2 separate regions of the Mus musculus genome follow, and region 1 is linked to region 2. Evidence: chromatin loops called from intact Hi-C (ENCODE). Cell type or tissue: gastrocnemius. All regions are shown on one strand. Links, peaks and the distances in the headings refer to the core of each region. The heading gives the core; the rest is flanking DNA. Region 1 overlaps Helz (helicase with zinc finger domain). Region 2 overlaps Cacng4 (calcium channel, voltage-dependent, gamma subunit 4).

Region 1 (10,045 bases), core at 3,114-8,113, 51 kb before region 2:
TTAAAAACTATGAGTTTCTTACTAACTTTCTATCAAGTAGGCAGATACTTTTCGGGAGCTGCAGGTGTTCTCGGGGTTCATGCCTAACTGACTGTATTTGTGGCCAGCATCATGTGACTTAGTATGAACGGCTTCTTCATCCCCTCTGAACAACGCCCACTGTTACTGTGGCCCTTTAAGGTTTTTTATTCATTTTTGTTTTGTTTTGTTTTAACATTTTTTTCTATTTTTATTTTTTATTTTTATTTTTCCTTAAATTTCATGTGTATGAGTATTTTGCCTACTGCATGGTCTGAGTACTGTGTGCATGGCTGGTGCCTGAGGAAGCCAGAAGTGGGCATTGGATCCCCTAGAGTTACAGGTGGTTGGGAGCCACCACATGGGTGCTGAGACCTGAACCTGAGTCCTCTGTAAGAGCGCAAGTGTCCTTAACTGGTGAGCTCTCTCTCCAGCCTCTTAGTTACTGATTTTGTGTATGTGTATGTGTGTGTGTGTGTGTGAGTGTGGGGTCAGAAGACAGCCCACGGGGTGTTGGTCCTTCTACAGTGTGTCTTCCAGGGCTCACCTTGTCAGATTTAGTGGCCAGCATCTATATCTGCTGAGCTGTCTCCCTATCCCTTTCCAGTTTTTATGTTGAAGCAAGAATGGATCTTTTCATGCAAAGGTTAAAAACAACAACAACAAAGCAAAAAAAAAAAAAAAAAAACCAACCAAAGACCAAAAACCAAAAAGCAGTTAGGTAATTGTTGTCTTTCCCAATGGGATCCAGTTCAGTAACTCTTGGGTGCCAGTTTGGGATTAATTTATGCCAACCTTAATTAGGTCCTGTGATTTGGTTTGCAGAAATGACACTGGAGGTTGACTCTGCTCCCCTTAATGTGGTGGGGACTCTCCACTGCCTTCCTTCACACTCTCTGTCTCCATGTAGGTTTCAAGACTTACTCAGAGAGCTGTCCCATCGGGATCAAGGTGACACTGGAGAACTAGCTGAAATGCCACCACCTCAGTCAAGACTTCTGCAGTACAGACAAGTTCAGCCTAGAAGTCCGCCAGCGGTCCCGTCTCCCCCTTCCTCCACAGACCACAGTAGCCAGTTTGCTAACTTTAATGACAGCAGCAGAGACATTGAAGTAGCCAACAGCCCAGCATTCCCGCAGCGCCTCCCGCCTCAGCTATTTGGCTCCCCTTTCTCGTTGCCATCTGAACACCTTGCCCCTCCTCCTCTGAAATACCTGGCTCCGGAAGGAGCATGGAATTTTGCTAACTTGCAGCAGAATCACTTAATAGGGCCGGGCTTTCCCTATGGCCTACCTCCATTGCCTCCCAGGCCACCACAGAACCCTTTTATACACATCCAGAACCATCAACACGCTGCTGGTCAAGAGCCATTTCACCCACTGTCATCTCGAACAGTGTCTGCTTCTTCGCTCCCCAGCCTAGAAGAGGTAACCTTTCAGTGCTCTTCTGTCTGGGGATTAGCTGGCTGTGAGCAAACACTGCCCCTGTGAATCGTGTTTACCCACTTGATAAAAGGATGTTTCACCAGACAGAGTATCTTTAAAAAATAATCTTTTTTGAAAATTATTTTAACATGTATCTTTTTGTGCTGTTTCAGGTTTTATAGGTGGTATTGTTGAAACATTAAGTCACTTAAAAGTATTTTATCACTGTTTTGGCATGTTTTTACATCGGAGGACTCTATATCTGAATAGTGTTGGCCTTTCTAATCTCAGGACATGGACCTTAGTGGCTTATCTTTTATTAGGTTGATCTTGCTAACTAGTACTTTTTAAAGGTACTGTTATTTCTAGTGAGTGGCATTTCCAAGCACTGGTTCTCTCTGTCTTCCTGAGCTTTTTGTAGGATGATATGTATGAAGGTAGTAGGCACATAGTCAGACCAGTTTCCAAATGCCTGAACATTTAGTCAATTAACATAAGGCCGGCTGCCAAGGGAGTGTCGGGAGACAGAGACAGCTTTGACCGAGATAACTCTCACTGATGGGAAGCTTGTCGTGATTTCAGGGGTTAACTGCCAAGGTGGGGCTAGAGAGATGCTCAGCACTGAAGAACTCTGAGTGCTCTTCCATAGGACCTGGGATCACTTCCCAGCACCTACATGATGATTCACAACCTTCTGTAACTCCAGTTCCAAGGGAGCAGTTGCGTCTTCTGGATTCTTTAGAAATCTGCAGGCAAAACATGCATACACATATCAAAACAAGCTTCCCAATTGTACAATGTGTCGACTGTTATTGTCTAGCAGTTCCCAGTCAGCTTATAGCAACTAAGGATCAGAGAGTGTAAAGGGATGGTAGGTAATTGTTTAGAGGTGTTTTATTAAAACAAGGTAAAGTTACACTTTTATTTGGGCTCAGTATGTGGCCTAAACTGGTCTTGTATTCAAGTCCTCTGATCTTGGCCTCTCACCCTTGGATTGCAGGCATACACCCCCAAACCAGGCAATGGTGAAATGTGAATTAAACATCTTTCTTTGAGACAGGATCTCAGTGTGAGTTTGAGATGGCCTTGAAGCAGAAATTGTCCTTCTGAGCTCCGGGATTACAGGCTTGAGCCACCACAGCTGGCTGACATGTTCTGATGTAATCTTCCAGGGAGTCAAAGCAAACCCTAGTTCTGTGAGGACGAGGCCTCCTCTGCCCCCCGCAGACAGGGCTTACTTTCAAGGCTGCCACAGGGCTGAAGAACAGAGAGTACGACCTTTACCACAGAACGTGTTGTTTTTATGAAATAAATTCTCTGGTTTTTCTTGACTAAATATTCTCATTGAAGCTGCAAGCTTTTAGTTTCTTAGCTCAAAGAGTTGTTTGATGCATTTGAGTGTTGTTTGTTTTTTTAAAGATTTATTTATTTACGATATGTAAGTACACTGTAGTTGTCTTCAGACACACCAGAAGAGGGCATCAGATCTTGTTATGGATGGTTGTAAGCCACCATGTGGTTGCTGGGATTTGAACTCAGGACCTTTGGAAGAGCAGTCAGTGTTCTTAACCGCTGAGCCATCTCTCCAGCCCCCGTGTTTGTTGTTTTTAAGGAGAAGGACTGAGCTGCTTTCCCAGTCCCAAGTGTGGCCACACCTCTCTTGCTGGGTGCATACCTAACACCGGTGTGAGGACCATGTCCCAGTTCTCATGGGCGTCACAGTGTATATTTTGCAAGTAACTCTTCATACTGAGTAAATCTGCTTGAATCACTGATCTTCTTAAGTTGTCCATGGTTTTGGAGTTTAAGTTCTTTATTCTCTGATGTTTTCAGCGATGGTCTCTTTGTGTCACTGTGAGTATATAAATAGGTGTCTTCATTTGTCACTGACTTCGTTCACTTTGCAAAAACACTTGGTCATCTTGCTTCTTACACTGGGTTCGTGAGCGATGACTAAGTTGCAGCAATTGAAGAAATTCTTTGACAGGCCAAACATTATTTTTACCACATTGTGGATTTTTGACATTTTCAATGTATTAGGGTAATTTCTGTGTGTTCAAAGTGATTTTGCATGAATCATCTCCCACAGTGAATGGCATATGCTCTCACTGTTTATTTCCAACCATTTAAAGCAATTTCTTTAACTTTAACAATTCAAAGAAAGTTGTTTTTTTTTCCCCTACTGTGGATTCTTTTGTTGCCAGAAACCTTGGCAGATTAATCTCAGGGGATGAAAGTGCTCACCCTAACCGCTTACCTTGAGTGCAGATTTGTCCTTGTCCCTGCACTAGTTGGAGCCCCACCGCTAACTAGACCTAGCGTTCTTGTCAAACAACAGAGTCTTCACCTAGCGTTGCGTTGTGCTCCTGTTTCAGTGAAGAGCAAATGCAGTCCGCAGAGCTCTGGTCTTAGCTGGCTGCCTCCCAGGGCTCGGGATGTGGTGACTTTTGGGTGCCGTTGAAAGTTTTCCCAGGCTGGAGACATGGCTAGTGTTAAGGGCACTTACTGCTCTTACAGAGGACCAGGGTCCCAGCACCCACTGTGGCTCACAACTGCCTACAACTCCAGCCCCAGAGGACCAGACGCCCTCCCGGCCTCTGCAGGCTCCTGCATGCACATAGAGCACATGTGTTCATGCAGGCTTACACATACATGTACACAGAACGATTGCTCTTGAAGGCTGATTTTGATATGTGTGAAAATGTTCATTTTGCATGATGACTGATAGTCTCACCTCTGAGGAAGCCACTCTCCAGGGTATCCTGTAGTGAAGTCACTTTCCGGACTTGGTGCTTGTTTTCCTCCTGCAGTCTCTGTTCTGTACCCGAGTGACACTCTCAATTCAGACGAGGCTTAATGCTGTGACTGTGAACCTGGAGGTAGTGTGACGTCCCTCTTCCTCTTCCTGTTTCTATATTGTGTGGAAGAGGAGGCGAGACTGTTTTAAGACTTTCCTACTAGAAGTTTAGAATATCATTGTCAATTCTTTCTCTTCCTTATATACCTCTAAAACCTCCTTTAGATTTCTATTTGAAGTATATTAAACGTATAGCTTAAATTGGAAGGACTTTTTCCCTGAAGTGCTTTGGGTTGCTCCTTTAGGGAACAGTGTGCTCTCCCATGTGTTGGTTGTTCTCCCTCTCTCCGCTCTCGACCGTTCGTTTTGTGTGTTTCTCTTTAAAATCTTCCGTGTTGTCAGTTCTGGTTCCTTGGGATGCTGTTTTGTCTCATGCTCTGCTCATTGTTGTAGTGCAAGCTTCTCCCATTATACCTCCCAGGCGTTTCATTGTGAAAACAAATCCTCATTCTCCTTAAGTGGCCGTAGATTTGTCAAGTTAAGAACTTCCGTTTCCCGCAGCCTGGCAGTGCTGACACTGGCACAAAGCGCGCTTCTCCGTCTCAGATGCGCTTCACTCTGAAATAGTCTGATTAAAGAAATAAATGGAGAAAATGAAAAATCCTCTTCAGATTGTCACTGTACCAATAAGAACTGGTTTCTGAAATTGCACATTTTTGTTTGCAGTGATGATATTATCATAGCAGCCTCCTTAGAGAATTGGCTCCCTCCCGGCTAGGGGTGTGGCTGGTAGTGGAGAGACTGCTCACTCAGTCTTCTGGTCCCGGGGAGGGGCGGGGGGTGGGGGGTGGGGAGGTGGGGGGGTGGCACAGCGGTGCTCCCGGCTGCTCATTCTGGTTGGTGGTCAGTCAGTCAGCGTTAAAGAGGACTGTGCCTCTGTTGTGGCCCTGCCTTGGAATACTTCCTGTTTTAGGTCCCGGCTGTTGAACAGTTTGCTTATTTTCATGTTTCTCTCTAGCACCTGTGGTTTCGGCATTAGTTAGTTTGGATTTCACTGTGTTCTCCAGCCATGCTTGCTCCTGAGTTCCCCTTCAGAGCCAAGTGTTATGCTGGAGGGCTGTCATCCTGACCAAGGGCTGGGAGATTTCACCTCTCCTCCCTGTAGATGTACATATTGATGGCTTGTGATTTGTGTTGTGTAACCAGCTGGAGATAATTGTCTTCTTACCTCAGTAAAAGGTGGTGCCTGAAAAACCTCCTAGAACAAGACATAGTCATCAACAGATCAGTAAGCTAGAGCGCTCTTCGTGCCTAATTGTCAAAGCTAATCACTGAGATGAGCCATTGGGCCTTAATTAAAGCCCCTGGCACCATAATGTGAGCTGGGATCCCACTAGAGCACTCAGTCTTACCTTGGTGATTGGCCTTGGGGCATAATTATAAATATAGAAGTTTTTATTACTATGCTAACCTTTCCTCCAGTCATTTATTTATATGCATTCATATGAAAGAATTTGCTGACCTTAACATTACAGATAGGTCTTAGACTAGTAAGCAAGCTGGGAATTTTACTTAAATTGCCAACTATATTAATATAAATTTGTACACAAATTTAGTAACTTTCTTACGTATAGTTCATATTAACTATAGTTCACACATTCATGTTTTTGAAATATTAGTATTACAGCTTAGTATTTATAAAGAAGTACTAGCCCTAAAATTTTAAAGTAACAATCACGTTTGGTGACATAATGATGTCATAGTTCAACAGGGAGAATTTTTTAAAAAGTGTTTTTATTTTGTGTTTGTGAATGGTTGCCTGTGGGTGTGTGTATGTGTACCATGTGTGTGCCTAGTGCCTAAGGAAGCCACAAGAGGGTGTTGGTTCCCTGGAACTGAGCTGTGAATAGTTGTGAGCTGCAGTGTGGATGCTAGGAACTGAACCCTGTTCTGCAACAGGGTTCCCTGAGAGCACTTATTTTAACCCCTTGTTTACCACTTATTTTAACCCCTTGTTTACCGTCATCATTATTGAGTAGTAGGGATTAAAGCTAGACCCTCATGCATACTAGACCAAGCGCTGCTTCCTGAGCTATAGCTCAGCTGTGTTTTCACTTTAAAATAGAGTCTTACCAAGTCATGCAGGCCAGCCATGGGCTTGGTGTCCATAGCCAAGTTGGACTTGAACTTTCCATCCTCCTGCCTCAGCCTCATGAATAACTGGGGTAACAGACTTGTACCGACAGACCTGGCAATTCATTCTTTTCCTTTTTTTTTTTTTTTATTGCATGTATTTTATTTGTGTGTGTTTGTGTGGGGGTATGGGGGTGAAAGAGAGATTTTAGGTCAGAGGAGAGCCCGCTGGAGTCATCCTCTGTGTTGTCAGGCTGGCCAGCAAGCTTTACACTGAGCCATCTCAGCAGCTCCTGGGAACTTAGTTTTAAAGGAGACTGAGGCACAAAGATGTTGATCTTATCTGGGGTCGTCATTAATGAAGTGGAGGCTCGTGCTTGGCAGGAAAGTGTAGGGGACAAGGAGTAACTACAGCTCTCATGATGCTGGGGCAAAGCACATGTTCCTGGGACAAAGAGTTACATTTTTAGCCATCTAAAATTTCCCCTTGTTGTGGGAGTGGAAGGAGCAATTCTTCCATTCTGGAAATCTATCTCATTCTAACTGCTGAATGTTCGGATTTTCAGATGACGAACTCTGAGCCCTCAAATCTCCGAAATTAACAATAAGCAATTCATTTTCCAGTACTAAGAGCTGAGCGAAAGTTCTCGGATGCTCTTCTTTTGAAAAGCTGAAAATCTTAATTGTGGTCATTTTGATCCTTCAGAGAGAAAGCTCATTGCTCCAAGTTGAAGGTTCTTCTGAATTGTTTCATATCCTGCTCAAACTGGCTCTGTCTTCTTGTAAGAGGTGGCTGGATGGTCCAACTGTCCACACTAAGGATGAGTTAAGAAGTTGAGGCAGCCCAGAGTGCCACAGTAATGCAGACAGACTTCTCTCAGCTGTAGTGTTGCCTTGGTTCTAGTGTCTCCTCCGTGACTCACTGTTTGGGTGTAGGAAAACACGGTGGGCAGACTCCCAAGTGTCCTTTCCTGAGAGGGGCTTCTTGCACGGGGCGTCTCTTCATGTGGAGCCGAGCTGACGAGTGCTCTGGTCGGAGGCACAGGTGTGTATCTCCCTGACCTGCCTGCAGGTCACGGAGACACAACATCCCAGACATCCCTCGGCCACCTGAGGTCATCCCATCCTTTGGTAATCTTCATCCTGAGCTTTCCTTGTCTTTCCTTCTGAGACTTCTGTCTCAGATGCTGGATGTCTAGGATTCTCCAGGTCTCTTTTTTCCCTTGTCATATTTTAAAATGCTATTTCCTAGGTGGGGGAATAATTTCTTTTTCAAGTTCGTTTGTCTTTCTATTATATTTTACATTGGAATTTTTTGGTGAGAGAGGCTTAGTGAATGGAATGAAGCTTTTCCATCATTAAGAAAAAAAAATTAAGCAATTATTTTCATCACCTTCCCCGCCCCCCCACCCCCCCACCCCCAGTCCAGTGCTGACCATTGCCCCGGGGCTTTGTACATAGTATGCAGGCACTTTACCTCCTATCCAGACCATTACCCATAGACCTTTGTTTTTTGTCTACAATTGTAATACGTAGTCTATGAATATCACTAGGGCTTATTGTTTTATTTTGCTTTATATTTGAAATAAAACTAAGTTAGAGCTGGGTGTGGTGGCATATGCCTTTAATCCCAGCACTTGGGAGGCAGAGGCAGGTGGATCTCTGAGTTCGAGGCCAGCCTGGTCTACAAAGTGAGTTCCAGGACAGCCAGGGCTATACAGAGAAACCCTGTCTCAAAAAACCAAAAAAAAAACCTAAGTTAATATTTTGAGAAGCACTTTTGGGCATCAGTTTTCACTTGACTCAGCCCTTGTCTGTCACACTGTAATCCCTTCATCCTGCTTTTCTCTTTTTAGATGTCTTTGTACCACACGGTAGGTATGCTACTTCCAGGGTAAGATTATAAGCTTGTGGGGATTTAAATTAAAATGTTAGTGGAGCTCGAGAGTGTTTCATAGCTGGAAGTTTCTTCAAATGGTGAGAAAATGAAAAAGATTCATTTAAATAAATAATCAGTTATTGCCAGAGCCTGACAAATACAGAGGCGGATGCTCACAGCCAACCATTGGCCTGAGCATGGGGTCCCCAATGGAGGAGTTAGAGAAAGGACTGGAGGAGCTGAAGGGGTTTGCAACCCCATAGGAAGAACAACAATGTTGTCAACCAACCAGACCCCCCAGAGCTCCCAAGGACTAAACCACCAACCAAAGAGTATACATGGAGGGACCCATGGCTCTAGCCTTGTATGTAGAAGAGGATGGCCTTGTTGGGCATCAGTGGGAGGAGAGGCTCTTGGTCCTGTGAAGTCTCGATGCCCCAGTGTAGGGGAATGCCTGGGTGAGGAGGTGAGGATGGGTGGGTGGGTGGGAGAGCACCCTTATAGAAGCAGGGGGTGGGGGATGGGATAGGGGGTTTCTGGAGGGTAAACTGGAAAAGGGGATAACATTTGAAATATAAAGAAAATATCCAGTAAAAAAAGAAAAATAATAACCAGTTATTAAATATGATATTCTAACAGTTTTCATGATACAGAAAGACATCTATGACTTTTAAAAAAGATTTATTTTTATTTTATGTGCATTAGTGTTTTGCTTGCATGCATGTAAGTGTGCTTGTCTGGTACCCACAGAGGCCAGAGAGACTGCCAGATCCCTTGGCCCTGAGTCATGGGTGATTGTCAGTTACCTTGTGGGTACTGGGAACTTAACCCAGGCCCTTTGCAAGAGCATTGCATGTTCTGAACTGCTGGGTCATTTCTTCAGCCACTGTCTATGAGATGTTAATAAGAAAATTTCAAGCCAAATATAGTACAGTTTGTTTTCAGTGAATGTGCATATTCAAGTGCAAGTGGAAGAAGGTGCACGGGGATGTGTGGTTTCTCATACTGGGGATGGTAACTTGGGCTGAGGTGAGATGCCAGGCACCAGTCTGACCCACTGCTTGTAGTAGTTCTCAGCAAACTTCCTGCATAGCAGCTGTTGATGGCTGTGGCTTTAGTCTTTTGTTTCAGTAGAGATGCCAAATAGTACTTCTAAAGTTTAAAAATTTTTATTCTGCATTTTTTTTCTTATGAAGGAGAACATTGAATGTGATAAAATACTAAATACTAAAATACAGTCTATATGGAAAAGGCAGATAAATAATTTATTGTCCTGTATTCATTCGTAGGCTAGTAATTCAGTGTGTTAGCAGGATGCAAGGATGGCTGTTGAGGCTTTTTTCTTCTTGTTTTCACTTTGAATGTCATTCTGAATCAAGCATCATTATGTATTTGAATTTTCAACGTATTGTAGTTACACTTTTTGCTATCTTATTCTGTATCTGGACCCTACTCTTTTATGAATCCCATTCTGGTTCCTGTTTTCCAGATGTCTGTGTATAATGCAGATCAATGCTTATTGTGTGTTAGAAAGTAAGAATGCAGCAGTTTGAATTCATGTATCGCTGCCACAGCAACATCAGAGTGAATGTGTAATGCTTAAAGTAGAAAGGAAACAAGATGCCAATCCTAAGCCTCCACCTTCAGAAATTGTACAAGGAAGAGCAAGATAAACTCCAGGAAGGGAGACTGATGAAGAGAGTCAGTACTGCAGAGAATACTAGAGAAGAAAGAGTCGGTGAAACCCACAGTTGGTTCTTTGTAAAGGGAAAGTAGATAGCATTTAGCAAGACT
Region 2 (10,045 bases), core at 3,035-8,034:
ACACCTCCTAATCCTTACCAAACAGTTCCACCAACTAGAGACCCAGTGTTCCAGTGTATGAACTATTTATGGGGCCATTTGCATTCAAACCACCACACTTGCATCAAGGCTGTCTGTCCATAAGTGATGGAAATGAGACTGAAATGCTAGGATTGGTAGTTACCAAGTGAACCAAGTCAGGTGCCAAGAGGGAGAGGGCCTGTTTGGAAACCCCCCAGGTGTAGACACAAAAGGATTTGACGAGAGACTGACCGTGGGAAAGAGCAAAGACTGGGGTCATGGAGGCTGTGGCGGTTTGAATATGCTTAGCCCAGGAAGAGGCACTATTAGGAGGTGTGGCCTTATTGGAGGGGGTGTGGGCTTGTTGGAGGAAGTGTGTCACTTTGTAGGTGGGCCTTGAGGCCTCCTATGCTCAGGTTCCATCCAGTGTGGAAGAGACCCTCTTCCTGGCTGCCTGCAGAAAAGTTTCTTCCTGGCTGTCTTTGGATCAAGATGTAGAACTCCAGCACCATGTCTTCCTGCATGCTGCCCTGCTTCCCACCATGATGATAGTGGACTGAATTTCTGAAACTGTAAGCCAGCCCTAATTAAATGTTTGTCTTTATAGGAATTGCCTTGGTCATGGTGTGTCTTCAAACAATGGAAAACCTAACTAAGGCTTTGGTAGGCAGTGATGTTGTTGACTACAACATTATACTGGAGGGAGAAACTGAGGTTTAGGTTCAGATACTATGTTCCTTAGTCTAGTCTGTTGTTATAATCAGGAGCCTTAAAGGCAATGTCTTCGTTTGGTAGTACATCTCCTTTTTAAGTTACAGTCTAGGGTGTAGGGTGGTAGGGTGACCATTATCTTCCAGGAAACCATGCATCTAGGAATCTGCCCTCTTGTTGCTCTGCCATGCGAATTGTTCTCACTCGTGAGGTTAAAGCTGGCTTACTGTTGTCATAGAAGGCTCAAGAGGAAGAAAGAGTTTGCCAGTTCAAGTCAAATGTTCCAAATGAACACTCAAGTTGGGCAACACTCTTGAATTGGCAAGAATGTAAACTCACTGTTGCCAGTGGACTGGCGGGTCTATCTGTCCATTTGGAGAAAATCACAAGTAGGCAGACTGCAATTCCCTGAGAGTCAGCAATTTTGAGTGTAAGGTATAGGTTACTAGAAGACAGCAGCTGAGAAGATGAGGTGTGATGAAGACCCAGATGGAAAAGTGCCCGCTGATTTTTAATAACCAACAGACAATAAAGCAACACCACAAATATAATTTGTGATTATAGCCAAGGAATGGCTAGCAGGTAAGGAAGGACGGACAGCTCCCATAGGCCATTCCCATGACATGCTTAGCTTAGAAAGGAAGTTCACAGGAGAGCAAAGTTCTGAAGGGCTTGTAGGTTAGAAGAAGATTAATTTGCTATTTGAAAAGCTAAATCGAATGTGTTTATATCCTTGAGCAAGATTCAAGAAGCCTCCAGTTTCCTTGGTGACCTAGGAGATCAAATCAAGCGCGGAGTGAAGTATCAGGAGGGTTCAGGGAGCTGGGAAAGTCAATACAGCCGTTGTGAGGCTGGGGTGACAGCTTAGATGGGCCACCAAGAATGGTTGCTGGGAGTCAGCTTCGTGCTCAGGGAGTCGGTCAGTGATGTGCTAAGGCATGGCCAGGACCCCGTACTCATTTTCTGTTGCTTTTAGAACCGTCACACACTCAGTGGTTCAAAAGCTCCACATCCATCGATCCACTGTTCAGGCTGCTTCACCGGGAGGATGTGCACTGGCCATGTTCCTCCGGAAGTCCTGTGGGAAGCAAATAAACCCTCTGTGCGTGCGTGCGTGCGTGCGTGCGTGCGTGCGTGCCTGCGTCTCCGCATCTTCAAAGCCAGCAACTCTGCAGCTCTGACCTCTGCCTCCAGCACATTCCTGGATCTTCTGCCTCTCTCTTTACTTTATGAGGACTTTTGTGCTAGCACTAGGACCACATGGGTAATCTAGGGTAACCGCTTCAGCGCAAAATACTTAGCATTTTAAAAATGACTTACTGGATTATTCATGTATGTGTACATATATGTATCAGCATAGGAGAGAGGCTCAGAGAGCTAGGAGGCCAGGGAGTTAGTCATTGAGTGACTTACCTCACGGACAGTACTCTTCTTTCTTATGATCTGGGTGGGGCTCGGGGCATAAAGGAAGTTGGTCGCTAGAGATATCATCTCTGACACACGTGCAGGAATAGTGAAGAGGAGTTAGGGGACAACAGTGATAGGAAAGGATTGGGGTGTCCCATTCATGCCTGCAGAGGTTTTTTTGTCTGAGGGGAGGGTTTGGAGTGACCCACCTTTGGCACCGGATGCTGCCTCCTGTAACTCCAAACCTGGGAGTACAGGACTCTCGCTTTCCTGGCTTCTGTTCCTGAGAATATCTTGCCAGTTTTGTTGGAAGCTGCACGTCTCAGGCATCTCTCTTCCAGCATGTTTTCCTATAGGTCCCCAGAGCTCTCTTTTCCCTTACCACGTACCTTCTGGGGCTGGGCAGCTATACTGGGAAACTGGGCAGGAGCCTTTCCGGGTGGGTAGGGGAGGCGGGGTCGTTATAGGAGGCTGTGGAAATGGAAAAGAACTCAGCGGAGAGATCTGAAGATGTAAGGAGTTCTGGAGAGCATCGTGGAAATGGGGGATGGGTGGGAGGTGGGAGGGGAAATAGAGCTAGGGTAGAGCCCCAAAGACAGCCATCTTGAAAGCAACTACAGCAGAATCCTTGCTACCACATCTTGCAACCACCATTCCCAGTCAAGAACAGAAATATTTTCTCTTGAGCTCAGAAAGGGTTTTCCATCTCCTGAGACTTCCACTTTTTTCCCTTGCCATCCAGACTCCCCCCACCCACCCCCAATGGGGGGGGTCTAGGCTATGAAACAGAGAAAAACCACGGGGCTCTGGCCCAGTTGAACTAAACTGAGAACCCTTCAGTGTGTGTGTGTATGTGTGTGTGTGTGTGTGTGTGTGTGTGTGTGTGTTTGCCTTCTGAGAGTTAGTTCCCCACCTGATGTAAAATCCCAGGGTCATCCCACAGGCTTAGTGGCAAATGCCTTTACCCACTGAGCCATCTTGTCAGGCCTCCAGTCTGTATTTAGTGGCTGTCTGATGTTCCTAGGTTTGGAGTGATTTACCTCTCAGCTCTGTTAGCTGATGGGCTAGGCTATATGGTGGGGGAGAGGGGAATGCACTTGGGAGTGTGGCTGAGGACAGGCAAGACTATGGTCTGCTGGGATGAAGCATCTTAGGATATAGAATTACCTAGCAGTAAAGGTTCTAGGCATGTCTGGGAGGATCCTCCAGACTAGGTTAGTCAATGGGTGTGTCTGTGAGACATCATCTAGATTAGGCTGGCCTCTGAGTATGTCAGAGAAGGATCATCTTGCTCAGTGATTCTCAACCTTTCTAATGCTAGGACCCTTTAATGCAGTTCCTCATGTAGTGGTGACCCGCCTCCGCCCCGCCCCTGCCCAGCCATAAAGCTATTTTTGTTTCTCTCTCATTTCTATAATTTTGCTGCTGTTATAAATTACAATGTAAATATCTGTGTTTTCTGATGGTCTTAGGTGACCCCTGTGAAAGGGTCTTTTGACATCCAAAGGGCTCACGACCCACAGGTTGAGAAACCCTGGTCTAGTTTATTTTAATTTAGATGTGAAGACCCACCCTGAATGTGGGTGGCATCATCCAAAGGGCTGGGATCCTGGGCTGAATAGAAAGGAAAGTGTGCACGAAGCCCTGTGACCTCTCTCAGCTTCCTGATCGTGGATGTAAGGTGGCCAGCCACCTCAGGCTCCTGCCACGTCATGATGGACTGCATCCTCAAACCGAGCAGTAAAAGAAACCCTTTCTTCCTTCTGTTGCCTTTGTCAGTTTTTTTTTTTTTTTATCATAACAGGGAGGAAAAATAACTAACACCTCAGGTGTGGAAGCCTGGGGTTTTCATCAGCCTCAGGGTTAAGGATGGAAGCCCTGACTGAGAGGTCACCAGATCTCCACCAACTGGAGGTCGAGAATCCTGGGTCTCGGGTCCAGTCAGGTGCCATCTGCCGGTAAGCAAATAGCAATGTTCAGCAATAGGACACCAATCAAATATCCATCTCTCTGTCGTTTGTAGCCACTAAATATTGGTTTTTATGTTGGGCCCATAGCTCAGTGGTGAAGGTCATGTTTAACATACTTGAGGCTCTGGGTTTTATTCCCAGCACAGCAAACCAAAAATATTTTTTTGAAGAATACTTAAAGATGTTGCTGGGGGGACTGGGATGCAGCTCAGCTGCTGGAACACTTGGATAGGATGCACAGAGCCTTGAATTCAACCCCCTCCCCACACACATTGTTTAACTTGCATGTGGTGGTATATACCTGTAATGCCAACACTTTGAGAGGTAGAGGCAGGAGAATCAGAAGTTTGAAGTTATCATACATAATTTCCAAGCTGGCCAGGGACACATGAGGTCTTGTAAAAAATGCTGTGAGAAGAGTCTTGTGATCAAAACCAGCAAATAGAGACAGAGGCATCTATCTCCTTAAGCTATGGCTCCTCTGACCCCTCTCTGTGTATGCATGCATGCATGCTCACATGCATGTTTTAATCTCTGTGTAGTGTATTCGTGTACATGTGTGTGTACTTGTATATGTACGCAGAGGTCAGAGGTCAGCCCTGAGTGTCTTCCTCTAGCATTCTCCATCTTCATTTGAGACACGGTCTCTCACCGAACTTGAAGCTCATTGATTTAGCCAGAGTGGCTGGCTGGCAGGACTCATAAGGTTCTCCCTATCTCTGCCCATCTCAGCACTGGGGTAAGGGTGTGCGCTGCCATGCCTGACTTTTTCTGTGAGTTTTGGGATCCCAAAACTCAGGTCTACTAACTGGACAACCCCTTATAACTTTTTATTTTTTAAAGGCAAATGTATTAACTATAAACAATTTTTTTTGTTGTTTTCGTTTTGGCTTTTCAAGACAGGGTTTTTCTGTGTAGTCCTGGTTGTCCTGGAGCTCACTCTGTAGACCAGGCTGGCTTTGAACTCACAAAGATCCATCTGCCTCTGCCTCCTGAGTGCTGGGATTAAAGGAGAAAGGCACCACTGCACAACTTAACCATAGAAATTTTAAAACAGAAATGTGTGTGTGTGTGTGTGTGTGTGTGTGTGTGTGTGTGTGTTGTGTGACAGATTTGGTTATTACAATTTTATTTGTAGGTTCTGAGTATTCCTCTGGCACTGGTATGTCCCCTAGAATGCTACTCAGGGGACAAAGGTTAGAGAGGACAAGCCTCTCCCCTTCAGGTAGAAGCAGCAGGTGGGGTCCTTAAAGCCAGCTCCAGTGGCTCCACTTTGGTGACACAGGACAGGTCCTCTACTTGTACAGCCAGGCTTCTGGGGCCCCTGGGCTTTTTCAGCTTGGTGTGTGAGCTTTATGAAGTCAGAAATTCCCCAGGAGGGAATAGAGGTTGCTGGATGGGACTTGAAGAATAATATCCATTACTATCCACAAGTCTGGGGCACATGAAGGTGAAGTAAGCGGCTGTCAGTGGAAGGAGCTGGCCATAGGAAGGCTCTACCAGACGCAGGTATTCTGTCCAAGAGCAATGGGTGTGGGCAGGTCTGGTTCTCAAGTGTTGTTCTAGAACAATCCAACACTGGAAACTCCTTGAGAGCTTTCGGTAAACGCTCTTGAGCCTTCAAATCCGATCTTTAAAAAAGATTTGCATTTATTATCTTAATTATGTGTAGAGTAGATGTTTATGTCTACATGTGGGCATGTATCCCTGCGGGCAGGTACCTGCAGAGGCCAGAGGTAATCCGATCTTTGGAGCTGGAGTTACAGTTAGTTGTGAGCTGCCTGATGTGGATGCTGGAGAATGAACTCAGGTCCCCAGTAACAGTAGTACCTACTCGTAACCATTGAGCCATCTCTCCAGCCCTTCAGATGAAATGTCTAAACTGGATTTTTTTTTTTTACAGCAGTTCCTTGTTTAGAATCTAACTCATTCTCTCAAAGGCCCCTGGTGGCAAGTCTCCTTGTCTGCAAGCAGGGATGGGGCTGTGACAGGCTGATGGTTGCCCATTGCTGCTGCCCTAGGGGGAAGGGCTGGGATTTGTCAGGACCTTTCCTGGCCCTTGGCCACAGTGCCGCAGCTGCCGGATGTGGGCAGGCTGGGAAGACACCCCCGAGCTGTGTGCCCGTGTGTCACGCTGGGCAATGCTTCTGAGCTTGTTCAACCCTATAACACTGTTTCCAAAATTCAGGGACAGACTTCAAGGAGGCTCCCCATCCTTCATCCCCCGACAGGGGCCATTTCCCCCTTTCCTTTCCTAACCCCCGATTTCTAATCTGGAAATGCATGGCTCAACAATCAAGAGGAAAAAAAAAGTCAGAAATCCTCCCATGTGGTAGGAAAAAGGAACGTGGAGAATTAGAAAAGTAAAGGTCTTAGGTTTGTTGTCTAGACACAAGTCCCCTGCAGCTGCTGTGTGGTCTCACAGGAGTGACCATCCTGTTCTGTGCCTTGGTTTTCCTCTCTGCAGTCAGGCTAGCGTGCAGCTCTTTGCCTTGGCTTTACTGATGTTTGCAACAGTCCATTCCGAGGGTAAGAGGCTATTCTGGGCACTGAACAAGATTTAGCAGCGTCCTTTGTGCTCCCAGAAGACCCACATGCAACCACTTCAAGGAGAAACGTCTCAGGTGTTGGCAAGTGCCCACCATGGCGCAAGATCTCTTTTCCCACAGGAGAGCCACTGGGCAGGGCGGCTTTCTTTCTTTTAGTAGTTATGAAATTAAAAAGGTTGCCTTGCTTTCTTTCATTTCTTCTACACACTCTCCCCATCTTTGAAATTGATTCCTCTATGCTGGGCAGGTGGACGAGGCCAGGCCAGGCCAGGCCAGCTAGCTGGTCATGTGCTCACTGGTGTTGTGTTCTTGTGTAATAGAGGCATGGGCTCAAACCTGTTCCTCACTTGAGAAGAGTGTGACATGGGTCCATCTTATACCAAAGACTGGAACAGAGTCCTCTGCTTCTATATCCGGAGCAAAGATGTGGCCAGATAATCATGTGAGACCCAGGGAGGGGCTCAGGACACATAGAGGTTGGTACTGTCACAGGCAAAGACTTCACTTTTAAGTGCGCATACCTCAAAAGGTTTGGGAGTAGAAAGGCAAGAAAAGGTTCCAAAGGTGTCTGCTTGGGGCAGAGCCTGGCCAGCTGTCCCCCTAACTCTTTTCCCCTCCTGTAGGTCACAGCCCTACTTTCTCTTGTGCTTGGATGTAGCCATGTGACTGTGTTCTGCCTGACAGTGAGCGAAAAGGAGGTCACATTCAAACCCAAATCACCTGCTTTCAAATTCCACCTGCCACAGGGCAAACTCCACAGCCTGGGCTGGAGTCTCTGCATGACAGCATAGACCAGGGCCTGTCTCCACGCTCTACTGGGTGGACTTCACATGGGAAATGAAGTTCTTTTAGCTTCATCATTAATACTTGGGGCTGTTAAGCGTATAGTTGGCCTTCTCTTATGTAATACAATGAAGGCTATACATTGAAGGCTAGAATGGAAGCTACTGAGCTAGCCCAGGGCTGGGCGGGGAGTGTTTTTGAGTTTTCTTCTTTTTAGAAATGGATGCAAAGCCAGGCATGGTGGCACATGCCTTTAATCCCAGCACTGGGGAGGCAGAGGCAGGCGGATTTCTGAGTTTGAGGCCAGCCTGGTCTACAAAGTGAGTTCCAGGACAGCCTGAGCTATACAGAGAAACCCTGTCTCGAAAAACCAAAAAAAAAAAAAAAAAAAAAAAAAAAAAAAAAGTGGATGCAGGCTGGCAATGGTAGCACACATCTTTAATCTCAGCACTTGGCAGACAGAGGCAGGGGGATCTCTGTGAGTTTGAGGCCAGCCTGGTCTGCAAAGCAAGTTTCAGGATAGCCAGAACCATTACACAGAGAAACCTTAACACAAAAAGCTACAAATAAAAACCAACCAACCAACTAACCAACACAAATAAGACAAATGTCTCTCTGTGTGTGGGGTAGTGGTTCAAATGTGTGCATGTATACATGGAGACCATCCTCAGAAACCCTGTCCCCGTTCTTTGAGGCAGGGTCTCTCATTGACCTTGAAGAGCACCTGATTGGCCAGAGGGAGCACCAGGGATACTCCGGACTCTGCCTTCCCAATACTGAGACTGTCAGAACCCACCACCTTAGGCTGGGCATCGTTAAGTGAGCCCTGGGGATCGAATTCAGGTCCTCAGGCTTTCAAGGCAGGCACTCTACTGACTGAGCCTCACCCCTTCCCCAGAGCCCTGAAATTTTATTTTCATTAAGGAACTACAGCATTGGTTTCTGTGTTGGTTCTAAAAGACCTATCTCTGCAAATTATGGAGGCAGCACTTTCAGCTCGGCTAAACACATGGCCACATGACTGCAGGAGGTGGCGGAGAGTCCCTAAATGCAGCCTGGCACGAGAGTCAGCCCAGGATGGCTGCACAGCTTCTGCTGAGACAGGGTTTCCTCCAGGCTAAGAATAAACAGTGGACATGGGTGTTTGGCACAAGGTGCTAACTCCAGGCAGAACTGGCTCCAGGCTAACAACACAGCCAGTCTACATTATGGTCACTGGTGGGGCTTGGCAAAAGCCCGAACTCCCCAGGCTGTGGGACCTGATGGCTCAACATACTCAGGGACATGTGTTTGAAAGAGGGATAAGAAACCAGGACAGAGTTCAGACAGGCTGGGAGAGGGCAGAGGTATGGGGAAAACAGATCTCAGTCCTTAGCGTGGTGCCCTTCCCTGGAACCAGGATGCAAGAAGCCTTTGAAAAAGGGAGGAGAGCATGGTTTGAGAGAGACCAGCAGAGCCAGCCCATCACTCGGGAAGAAAATTCCAGATCGCAGTCCTACGAGACAGGAATGGTGCCATGGGATAGGGAGGTGGGCAGAACTAAGGGAAATCACTAATAATCTTCCTTCAGGCCTCTGATACCCAGCAAAAGCCACTCGAGGGAGAAGCTGGTGACTCATAGCAGTTGTTGGAGCCTGTGCAATCTGCCAAGTATAGCTTGGGTGGATGGGGTCAACCTTGTGCTTCTCTCCCTCTCTTACCCTGCCCCTCCCTGTGCAGGGGCAGTGGCAGCTGGCTGCCCCGACTGTGTTGTATGTGTGTGTGTGTGGGGGGGGGGTGCAGGGGTGTGGAGGCTGTTCAGTGCTTTACCAGCAAAGGGAAGCCTGCTGGCCATTTTTCTCAGCTAGTGTCTCCTTCAAGAAGGCCTCTTGCAACCTGGTCCCAGGGAAGGACACCAAACTAGGAAGCTGAGTCCTGTTGATGGCATATCTTTGTCCAGGCCACCTAAACTCTCTGTCCTGGTTACCCAGCCCCCTTTCTTACCATCTTATAAAGATACCGAGGAAAAAGTGTCCCTGGGAATCCTTAGCTACAAGTTGCCATGCCCTGGGGAGTTCAGGGCTTTGCCAAGTCCCATCATTAGCTCAGCTGCTCCCAGCTTATCCATGGTAAAGCATCTCAATGGCAAAGCACCTGCAGACTAAACGGAGTCTGGTCCTCAGATTCAAGACAGAGACCTCAGTCTTGTTCACATGGTGTCTGCCCCCACCCCCTCACCCTCTTTCTCTTGGGTGCCCCACGTAAGTCCTACACCTGGGACACTAGACACTCATAAGGACCTCAAAGGAGCATGTCCCTCACCTCCCCACATCAAGAATAGAACATTTTAAAAATGTTTTTATTTCATTAAAAAAAAAGACAGAACTAACAATCCCAAACCATTGATGGGTACAGAGTCACAGGGGCTTAACTGGTGAAACACATTGGGGAGGGGTTGGGACAGAAGAAGGGTAGGAAGGTGGGCTCAGACCTGAGCCTGTCAGCAGGAAGGTCCAGTTCTACTCCCTTTGTCTCATAGGGAGAGCAAAGCTGGAGACCAAGTTCTCCAGAGTGAGGCCGGCAGTCAGCAGGAGGAAGGTTGCAAGGGCTGGGGCCACTGAGGCCTTCTCCCTGGGTTCTACCCCC

The links. A loop is a pair of places that touch in the nucleus more often than their neighbours do. Peaks named below come from ENCODE experiments on the same cell type or tissue, not always from the same donor. Only the 100,000 strongest peaks of a DNase experiment are listed, where the experiment ranks them.
Region 1: a loop joins it to region 2, with 5 times the contacts of the local background. A loop is called at or near these places in 2 of 42 quality-filtered maps.

The regions. Positions count from the first base shown.
Region 1 is chr11:107,671,601-107,681,645 of GRCm38, forward strand. It overlaps Helz (helicase with zinc finger domain), which reads left to right. Exons shown (of 33, transcript NM_001368755.1): 31 at 929-1,445. Among named protein-coding and RNA genes, the nearest start is that of Mir6932, 39 kb to the left of the region's middle. In gastrocnemius, for the core only: a CTCF peak has its summit at 6,119 (motif pointing right); no DNase peak of the experiment used is centred there; H3K4me3 peaks cover 619 bases; H3K27ac peaks cover 788 bases.
Region 2 is chr11:107,722,617-107,732,661 of GRCm38, forward strand. Cacng4 (calcium channel, voltage-dependent, gamma subunit 4) reads right to left here. Exons shown (of 4, transcript NM_019431.4): 4 at 9,741-10,045. Among named protein-coding and RNA genes, the nearest start is that of Cacng1, 11 kb to the left of the region's middle. In gastrocnemius, for the core only: a CTCF peak has its summit at 6,016; a DNase peak (open chromatin) is centred at 6,146; H3K27ac peaks cover 2,013 bases.